Linked DNA regions of Homo sapiens: region 1 is linked to region 2. Evidence: read pairs that join two places in POLR2A ChIA-PET (ENCODE). Cell type or tissue: MCF 10A. All regions are shown on one strand. Each heading gives the region's core, and the rest is flanking DNA. Links, peaks and the distances in the headings are about the cores only.

Region 1 (5,381 bases), core at 291-5,290, 140 kb before region 2:
TTGACCATGGCCTGAGTCACTTGTCCTAAGTGACTCTATTTTGATATTTATGATCACAAACATCACTATATATCAGGCCCCTTCTTGGGGAGATAACGTTAGAGGGAGGGTGATTGGGTGGGCTACACATGAAAAATCTACTCTAGTATCTTTATTTCCAAAATCTTTACATTTCTCCCTCTATGTTATGCCAAGGAAATTTTAGCACCTTATCTTCTCTTTCATATGTAGGCTCATAGAAGCAGAGAGTAGAATTGTGGATATTAAAAGCTAGAAAAGGCAGGTGGGAGAGGAGGAGGGGAGAGGTTAGTTAATGAATACAAAATTACAGCTAGAGAGGAGGAATGAGTTCTGGTGTTCTGCAGACATTAGGGTGAAAATAGTTAACTATGATTTATTGTATATTTTCAAAAAGCTAGAAGACAGAATTTTGAATGTTCACAGCACAAAGAAATGATAAATGCTGGAGGTGATGAATATGCCGATTACACTGATTTGATCGTTACACATTGTATACATGTATCAAAATATCACATAAATATAGACAATTATTATGCATCAACTAAAAATAAAAGGAAAGATTTTTAAGTACTTTGACTTTATTTAGTGTTGACCAACACATTACACGTTTCAGTCATCTAGGATCACTCCAGCTGCTCCAGATAGCAAGATTTGCCGAAGTAAGAGAAGAGAGTGCAAGAGATTATTACACCAGCAATTAAATACTTCAGCCTGAAAGTGATATATGTGACTTCACCTCATAACCTATTGGCCAGGACCACATGGCCCCAACTGCGAGGAGGACAGCAAAGTGTAATCTTTCAGGTTTCTAAGAGGAGAAAAAAAACTAGATATGTGTGAGCATCACAACCATGTAACTTAGAGCTGTCAAAGGTGATGAAAAGTTACAATATTCATACAGTTTTCAACTTGGAGGATTGTAGTCACTGTATTTTGTGTTATTTAGTTGTTTCTCCCTCCCAACTTCCCACATCTTAAATGTAACTATACTAATATTTCAGGTTTCAGGTGACAGTATGTCTGAATTGATACCAACTCACAATAAGACATGAGTCTGAGCCTTGTGCTCATGCTCAGTTTACAAAATAGTTTATCGGTACCTTCTGGACCTGTTAGGGCTGCGTCTCGTAATTGCCATTTCCATTTTACAATGGAATACTACTGGGCATGCCCAGTTTTATGGTTGTGATCAGATGATAGTTAGTTTGTGGTAGGTGTTTTAGGTTGTCCAGTCACTAGACCACCAAGTGCTTTGTTCTGGGACTTGCCAGAGTCTCCAAACAGCATCTCTGCTGCCATGCTACAGTTCCAATGCCATTGAATCCATTAGGTCATAAGACTCAAGTGGCATGTCAACTTTCAACCCAGCCTGGACATGCTGCAGGTCTTATTCTTGTTCCAGGACTTCCTTAAGACTGGAAGCTTATAGGTTATTTCCTAAGTAGGTTAGTGCAGCATGCCCAAATGTGGTATATGTTGTCACCAAAATCCAGAGGCTTATCAAATACAGTGCCTTTTTCTTTGTGGTGGAGGGTGCAAAGTCCTGCCATTTGTGATTTCCTAACATGCTACAAACCACTGGCCTCTTTTCACACGTCACCAAAGTGGTGGCAGGGCCCTGAACTTTCAGAGGGTTTATCTCCCACCCTTAGCATATATATTTTCTACTTCCTTCTCACTAGGTCCAACAAACAACATGCTTATCAATGTAAAGAACTCGTGTGATGTTCCACAGAATACAATAAAGATATACCCTTGTCTCTGCTATATAAATGCAAACTGCTTCTGATTTTGCCTACTGGTTAGGATGGGAAAGAACGCATTTTCAGGACAACAGTTGTATGTCAGGTGCCTGGGGGGATCATTTGTTTCAGTAAATATCCTGTATCCAAAACCATAGCTGCAACTAACTTCACCACCTGATTAGGTTTGCAATAATCCACTGTCATTTTCAAGGCCCGTTAGGCTTTTGTTCCAGCCAAACAGAAAAGTTTTATGCAGATATAGTAGGAATTACTACCCCTGCTTCTCTCAAGGTCTTTATGGCAGCAGTAATTTCTACAATTCCCCTAGCAGGATCACTTACTGTTTAGTAGCTTGGTGAATTGTTTGGGAAGAGCTCCAGTGGCCCTAGATAGTCCTTCCTTTCATAGTAGCCTTCACTCAACAGGACAGGGAACCAGAATGGTATCCTGCTAGTTACCAACTATATGTGTATGCATATGCATGTACATGTGTATGTGTACATGCATGTGTATGTGTACCTGTATGCATATGTGTGTGTGTGTGTGTGTGTATGTATTCCCACCAGATATCCTGGGACTGGGATAATATACACTGGATGGGCCTGCAATCCCAGTAGGTCCACTGTTACATGAATTGGAGCCACAAATTCATCTAACACCTGACATCCATAAGCCCTACTTTGGCAGATGATTGTAATGTTTTTGGTCTGTGGCATAAGTGTAAAATCAGAGCCAGTATGTGATACTTCCCAGTAGGTTTTATATTCCCTTCTCCCCGTCCACAGACCCCTGGGTGAATAGCTCCAGGTCACCCTGTGGAAGACTTGGGAGGAAATCCACTGGATACACTATGGCTAAAGTACAGAGTTCTTCTTCAGAGGCAACTGGCCTCCATCTCTGTTGAGGGGCTTCATCCGTCCACTGGCTGAGTTCTGAGACTCTGGTAGGAAGCCATGAATCCTAACATGGTGTCTAGTTTGTTTCTGCCCAGTAGTCCTAGAGGTCTAGGTCTACTCAGTGGACCTCAGTAAGCTGCCCCTTGATTTCATGTCAAAACACTCCTATGACCATTCCTTCTCCATGATGCATTGTGCTAACTGCACATAAATTTGTCTTTGTCTATTAACAACTCCCACCTACCCTCTACCTCTCTGGAATCCCATTTTCTCGTTGTAATTGGGACATGCCATTTTTGCAGCATTTCCATTGTCTTCTCTGGAAGTCAGAGGACAGCTACCAAGGAAGGCCCCTTCCCCAGTGCTTGGTGAAGAGGTGTTCTCCAAACCTCCTGCTAGGTAGTAGCAGAGCTGGTTGCTAATAACAGGGCTTTAAAGAGACAAATTTAAAAGCCACTGCCACAAGTTTCTGAATGCTGAACCCTAGCATTCCACCGGAAGACCACAACTGTGCTGGATACCTCATTCTGCCTTCCAGCATACCAAGAGAGTGCATTACTAGGGGAACCTAGTCACTATTCAGACCATTAGTTGCAAGGAGTTTGGGAAATGTAGTTTCTAGCTGGATGGCCAGGTGCCTAACTAAAACTCTTTTACTATGACAGAAAGGAAGAACAGATTCAAGGAATAATTTCCAGTTCCCCACATTCAGCTCTCCTTCTCTACCAGTTCCTTCCCATCAGCATTTAAACATGTTCACAGATTGTTGTTATTTTCTTCCACTTTGGGAGGAAAAGTAAAACTCATTTCCATATCCCCCCTCACTATTTCTCTCCCTTTATTCTATATAATTAAATATTATAAAAGAATTGTCAGCTAGATGTGGTGGCTCACGCCTGTAATCCCAGCACTTCGGGAGGCCGAAGTGGGTGGATCACTTGAGGTCAAGAGTTCAAGGCCAGCCTGGTCAACATGGTGAAACCCCATTTCTACTAAAAAATTACAAAAATTACCCAGGTGTGGTGGTACATGCCTGTAGTCCCAGCTACTTGGGAGGCTGAGAGAGGAGAATGCTTGAACTCAGGAGGCAGAGGTTGCAATGAGCTGAGATCATGCCACTGCACTCCAACTTGGTCAACACAGCAAGACCCTGTCTCAAAAAAAAAAAAAAAAAAAGAATTGTCTTCGAATGCTTATCAGTGTATGTAGAAAAGTCTAAATTTAGCATAGGAAAAGGAGCTCTGGATATTAATACACAATATACAAAACTGAGACCTGTGGAATGATTGAAAATTGAAGACTTATTTTTTTTAACATCACCAGTGTGGTAAGCAGGATAATGACCATCCTCCCCCAAAAGATGTCCATGTCCCAATTCCAGAAACTGTGCATATGTTACCTCACAGAGCAGAAAGGGATTTTGTAGACATGGTTAAAGTTAAGAACCTTGAGATTAAGACATTGACCAGGCACAGTGGCTTACATCTGTAATCCCAGCACTTTGGGAGACTGAGGCAGGAGGATTGCTTGAGCCCAGGAGTTTGAGACCAGCCTGAGTAACATAGCAAGACCCATTTGTACAGTCAATCAACCAATAACAAAGAAGAATTGGGGAAAATATCTTGGATCATCTGAGTGCGCTCAATCTAATCACGTGGGTCCTTAGGAGTATAAGATGAAGAAGAAGGGATATTACATGAAAGGGACTCCACTCTCTGTTGCTGGCTTTGAAGGTGGAGGAAGGGGACTGACCATGAACCAAAGAGTGTGGACATTCTCTAGAAGCTATGAATGACCCTCAGCTGACAGCCAGGAAAGAAAGCGGGGCCTCAGTCCTACAACTGCAGGGAACTGAATTCTGCCACTGACTTCAATGAGCAAGGAAATAGGTTCTCCCCTACAACCTCCAGAAAGGAATGCAGCCTGCTGACCCCTTGGTTTTAGCCCTTTTAAATCCATGTTAGACTTCTGACCTCCAGCACTGTAAGATACTAAATATGCATTACTTAAGCCACTAAGTTTGTGTTCATTTGTTCTGGTGACAATGGAAAACAGATGTATCTTATACATCAGATAAGATACTTTTCCCCTTAAATCTTCTTCCCTGGGGACATTGATCACAAAGCGGTATTTCTGAGAATAGAGAGCATTTTAAAAGCTTGGTTCTAGGGCAATTGCCAGATTCTTATATCCTGACCTACACATGGTTCCAGGGAGAGGATGAAGCAAGAAGAGAAAAAACAAAGACCTTGCTCTTCTGTTTCCCTCTCATTTCCCAAACAAGAAAATTGGAAAATGCAAATCATAGAATTTATACTATTGGAGAAAAATATCTAGTTCTACCTCTACATAGTAAGGATACCTCATAAGTAGAGGCACCATTTATGGCCCAAGCCTGATGGACTCTATTCAGAGCTTTGCATGCACAGAACATTCCTTTTACAGTGTGGGAGGAGTTACACAGGCATGCGAACACACACATCCCACCCATAGAAAACCATCTAGAACAGGTGTTCATGAGTTTACACAAGGATGCTCAACAGCCTTAAATACACAAACAAAGTAAAGGTAAAACTCAAACTTCATAGAGACCACTCCTCATGTTCAAAGAAGAAAACTCCTCCACACTAGGACAAAATTCCCCATGAATTCTCTTTACCTTGTGTAAGTCAAAGCCTTCTTTCTATGGGGATCACCACAGGCTAGCATCTAATGGACA
Region 2 (5,381 bases), core at 126-5,125:
GAGGTTGCAGTGAGCCCAGATCTGGCCACTGCACTCCAGCCTGGGCAACCGAGTGAGACGCCACCTCAAAACCAAAAACAAAAAAAACAAACAATGAGTAGATCACTATTGTTTTAGATTAGAGATGTTAGATTTTAATTGACCTGATATATAAGTTTAGCTATTGTTAAACATTATCTGAGAAGTACTAAAACAAGTTTACTGGAATTAATGATAATAATGGTGGTGTTTGTAGTAGGAGTAGATAATAGTTGTTGTTTTTTTTTTTTTGAGACAGAGTCTTGTTCTTCCACCCAGGCCAGGGTGCAGTGGCGTGATCTCGGCTCACTGCAACCTCCGCCTCCTGGGTTCAAGCAATTCTCCTGTCTCAGCCTCCTGAGTAGCTGGGATGACAGGCGCATGCTACCACGCCTGGCCATTTTTTTTGTATTTTTAGTAGAGATGGGGTTTCACCATGTTGGCCAGGCTGGTCTTGAACTCCTGGCCTCAAGTGATGTGCCTACCTCCGGCCCCCTAAAGTACTGGGATTACAGGTGTGAGCCACTGCACCTGGCCTTTTTTTGCTTTTTTTGGAGCACTTGTGTTTCAGAGACTGTGCCCAGTGTTTTCACAGGAGTTAGCATTTCTCACAGCAGTCCTCTGATAGTTAATCTCGTAATAATTGCCATTTTGCAATTTAAGAACGTGGGTTTAGAGAGGTTGACATTTGCCCGAGGGTACTCATCTAGGTAGCTGAGGCTCCTGCAAGTTATACACTTTCTGAAGCCTTTAGTTTTTTTTTTTTTTTTTTTTTAAGATGGAGTGTTGCTCTGCCATCAGGTTGGAGTGCAGTGGCATGATCTCGACTCACTGCCACCTCTGACTCCCAGGTTCAAGCAATTCTCCTGCCTCAGCCTCCTGAGTAGCTAGGACTATAGGCGTGCGCCACCACACCCAGCTAATTTTGTATTTTTAGTAGAGACAGGGTTTCACCATATTGGCCAGGATGGTCTTGATCTCCTAACCTCATGATCTGCCTGCCTTGGCCTCCCAAAGTGCTGGAATTACAGGCATGAGCCACAACGCCTGGCCAAGCCTTTAGTATTATAGAAGAGCATGCATTATTGTCATTGATACAGTATTTCACAGATCTGATTTGGGGTGTTATCTTGTGTAAAGTCGTGGGGTTGTAATGTCTGCAAAGCTTACTTTCGGGAAATTAAAAATTTTCTATCAAGTGATAGAAACTTCCTTTAAGCTATTAAAAGTTATAGGAAAGGAAGTCATTTTCATATAATCTGGAATAGTGGCTGTGCTATTTTATTTGCATTACAAAAAATTGAAAAAAACGCTATTGTTTGCTTTTAAACAAAGCAGACTTTAAAAAGTAATGTTACTGTTAATGATTTAATAGAGGGTACACAGGTTTAATCTGTACTCACAGTTTGATCTTTTTTTTTTTTTTGGTGACGGGGTCTCATTTGTTGCTTAGGCTGGCGTGATCTTGGCTCACTGCAACCTCCACCTCCTGGGCTCAAGTGATTCTTGTGCCTCAGCCTCCCGAGTAGCTGGAATTACAGGTGTGCGCCGCCATGCCTGGCTGATTTCTGTATTTTAGTAGAGACGGAGTTTTGCCATGTTGGCCAGGCTGGTCTCAAATTCCTGACCTCAAGTGATCCTCCCACCTTGGCCTCCCAAAGTGCCGGGATTACAGGCGTGAGCTGCCGCACCTGGCCTGCTTTACTATTAATGCTGATCTGGGCCTTTGATTAAATTTGCTGCTTATCTCATGCCTGTGTTGCCATTTTATTTTCTTCCCAAATAATAGCCATTCCTTTTATTTTTAGAAGTATTTTTATTCTCTTTGGTGATGGTATTCTCAATGTATTTAATCTGAAGTAAATTTTCTCCAGATTCACCTATGAGGAGCCTGCTACCCAGAAGGTTAAGAATTTTGTCCAAAGTCATATGGCAAAGTAATAGTATCAGTGAAGACACTGTAGTCAGTTTTAAAACATTTCAGAGTTTAGCCAGTAAATACTGAATTTAGTAAACCTCAATTTGCGTATGGAAAGCTGGAAATAAAACTCGTCTCCTGACTGCTGTGTTGGAGCTGGAAGGAATGTCCAACCTTCTTACACCATAGATAAGGAAACATGAAACATGCCTGCAGCGGCCACTTAGATATATCTGCTCTGTCCTGTCAGTTCAGGAAGCTCATTTCTAGTGTTGAGTTTACTCTGAAGTCAATTTTCTTTTCTTTTCTTTTTTTTTTTTGAGACACAGTCTGTTGTCCAGGCTGGAGTACAGTGATGTGATCTCGGCTCACTACAACCTCTGCCTCCTGGGTTCAAGCGATTCTCCTGCCTCAGCCTCCTGAGTAGCTGGGGCTATAGGTGTGCACCACCGTACCTGGCTAATTTTTTGGTTTTTTTTTTTTTTTAGTGGAGATGGAGTTTCACCATGTTGGCCAGGTTGGTCTTGAACTCCTGACCTCAGGTGATCTGCCTGCCTCAGCCTCCCAGAGTGCTGGGATTACAGGCGTGAGCCACTGCCCCTGGCCTGAAGTCAATTTTCTTATGTTTGTTTGCAGTGAACAAGTAATTAAGGAAATGAACCAGTAAATGAGAAAATTATATTTGAGAGAATGATTTTTTTCCCCTTTCGAAACTATTTTCATGATGCTCACGTATTCATGAATGTTGAAAATTTACATTGGGATGAGAGTGAGAGAGTATTGAGGCTGCACCGTTTAATAATTCCACATGTATGAGAGTCCTTCCTCTTGATGCTTAATTTGTGGTTAGAGAGATTAACAAATTGAGCAAAGATGATGTGACATTATTTCATAGTTTGGGGCTTCCATTCATCTGCTACTACTCGTTCTAAGAAAGACCTAACGTTCCTAAAAACTTTGATACCCCTCACCTTGCCTGTGTTCCAGGTTCCAGTAAACTCCTGGCTTACTGAGGGCAGTGTCTGTCTTTCGTCCTCCAGCAGTGTCTAGAACAGTGCCTTGCTCATAGGCACTGAGTCAGTACCCATCTGGCTCCTGGAATGTTTGAGTTGGAAGTCCCAGAAGTCTAGAATGTTTATTTAGGTTAAGCTAAGAAGCAGATGCAAGTTGAGGGAATTCAGGGCCTTTAATTCTTGTTCTGTTTCCAGGTGTCATTTACATAAGGCATACGATGCCTTTTGTAAGTAACTCCATACCATTTGTTGCTATTGTAGTTCCTCTTGCAAATTCCTGCTGAGTACTTTGATGCACAGGAGGTGAAAGGGGCTAGAAAGCTGTTTTGGCCTTAGTTGAGTTGATGAAACTTCAGAACGTTAAGACAGGCTTAGAAAGGAGTCAGTGTTCTGGGGCACAGTTGGGATAGTGTTCAAAACTACTGAGGGCCCCAAACTGCCTCCAGATAGAAAGAAAAGCTCAGTGGGGGTTGTTAGAAATTTAGTTCCTTTGGATGAATTTCTGTTGTCTTTCCTTGATGATAGTTTATATTCAACATACTGAATGTAATTGTATTCAATTTTTTTTTTTGTCTTTCACCAGCTAGAGAATTTGGGTGAAATTTTACTGTTACACATGTGCATTAGCACTGAATTTGTTTAACATAAAGCAAAATAACAGGAAAAAGACAAATATAAATGATTTTGCTACATAAGTTGTACATTCTTCTGTTAGAATTATAATGAAGTCCCTGAAGAAATATTAAAATCCGGCTGGGCGTGGTAGCTCACGTCTGTAATCCCAGCACTTTGGGAGGTGGAGGCGGCTGGATCACCTGAGGTCAGGAGCTCGAGACCAGCCTGACCAACATGGTGAAACCCTGTCTCTACTAAAAAATGCAAAAATTAGCGGACGCCTATAGTCCCAGCTACTTGAGAGGCTGAGGCAGGAGAATTGCTTGAACCCAGGAAATGGAGGTTGCAGTGAACCGAGACTGCGCAGTTGCACTACAGTCTGGGCGACAAGAGTGAAACTCCGTCTCAAAAAAAAAAAAAAATTCTTTCAAAATGACTGCTTTAAAAACATTCCAAACAATAAGGATATAATAAAAGCAAACTTATTATTTAAGTAAAACCAAAGATGTAACATTTGAAGTTTTTGTTATTTTAAGAACAAAAATATCATTTTGTTCTCATTAAAATTTTTACTTATTTTTACTTGTTAAATTTTCTCTTACATAACCAGTCTTTTGTGATCAACTCAGTCTGGGCGTTCTGTGTTCATGGCATTTCTTCCCAGTTAATTCATTCTAGAAAACTGCAAGGTGTTTTGTTCCATCTGACTGTTTGTAAACAGGAAGGGACCCTAGCTACTCGGGAGGCTGAGGCAGGAGAATCGCTTGAACTCAGGAGGCGGAGGTTGCGGTGAGCCGAGATCACGCCATTGCACTCCAGCCTGGGCAACAAGAGTGAAACTCCGTCTCAAAAAAAGGGAAAGAAAAAAAAATACCAGTTCCATGTTATCAAGAAGAAAGAGAGGGCTGTTTTGGAAAACACTAACATCATTGGCCTTTTCTTTGGCGAGCTGCTGGAATATTTTAGGAAGTAGCTGTACTTTTGCTCTTATAAACACAGTTAAATAGATACTGCCTCTTGTCCTTCTCTTGCCCTTATATAGTGTAGGTGATATTTTTCTATTTGGCTCTTTTAGAAGCTGGACTATCACGAAAGAAGGTGGGGTGTGGGTGTGTGTGAGTGGTTGTGGGTGTGTGTGTGTAGTGCATTATGAGTCAGCCTCTGTGGCTGTTTGCTGTGTATTTTGTCCTTGTTTTGTATTATTTCACATATGTGTTGAGGAGCAATGCATCAGTAATGAATGTAACAGAAGAGCTGCATGTAACAGAATAGCCAGTTATCAACTGGCTTTTAGACCTTGACCCTGTTGGTAATTTTTTTTTTCTGTCACATAATAAGTCAATAGTAGGTGGTTGCTGGCTAGTTGTCAGTGGTGAGGATTCTAAAAATTTCTTGCCTTTTTCCTCATGGTTGCAAGATGGCCTAGTCATTACACCCACCCACTTACTAGGAGGCAAAAAAAAAAAAAAAGAAAAAAAAGAAAGGGAGGATCTGTATCCAAGGCTTTCCCAGGACTCTCCAGTCAGCTTCTGCTAATACCTCATGGGCCGCAGTTCTTAATTGCTCTCCCTAGCCCCAAGTAAGTCTGGGAAAAATTTGTTTGTGGTCCAGCCCTTGTTGTAGAGGAAGGTGTGGGTGGTGGGGGGAGTATAAAATATTGGAATGGCTGTTGAATAAACCATTTCTGGATCTTCTAAAAACAGTTACACACTCTAGAGTGGGCATCTCAGGAGTGTTTCTCCATTAACTTCAGTTAATCAGCAGGTCTTTGATGAGCACTGTTAGTATGAACTATACCATAGTCCCCCTTATCCGTG

The links. ChIA-PET counts read pairs that join two places held together with the same protein. Peaks named below come from ENCODE experiments on the same cell type or tissue, not always from the same donor. Only the 100,000 strongest peaks of a DNase experiment are listed, where the experiment ranks them.
Region 1: POLR2A ChIA-PET joins it to region 2 with 5 read pairs; 4 of 35 experiments call an interaction of 5 or more read pairs at or near these places.

The regions. Positions count from the first base shown.
Region 1 is chr4:147,606,150-147,611,530 of GRCh38, forward strand. TMEM184C-DT (TMEM184C divergent transcript) reads right to left here. Exons shown (of 2, transcript NR_186679.1): 2 at 570-3,812. Among named protein-coding and RNA genes, the nearest start is that of TMEM184C-DT, 8.4 kb to the right of the region's middle. In MCF 10A, for the core only: no CTCF peak of the experiment used is centred there; no DNase peak of the experiment used is centred there.
Region 2 is chr4:147,751,112-147,756,492 of GRCh38, forward strand. All of the region lies in intron 1 of ARHGAP10 (Rho GTPase activating protein 10), which reads left to right. Among named protein-coding and RNA genes, the nearest start is that of ARHGAP10, 22 kb to the left of the region's middle. In MCF 10A, for the core only: no CTCF peak of the experiment used is centred there; a DNase peak (open chromatin) is centred at 3,040.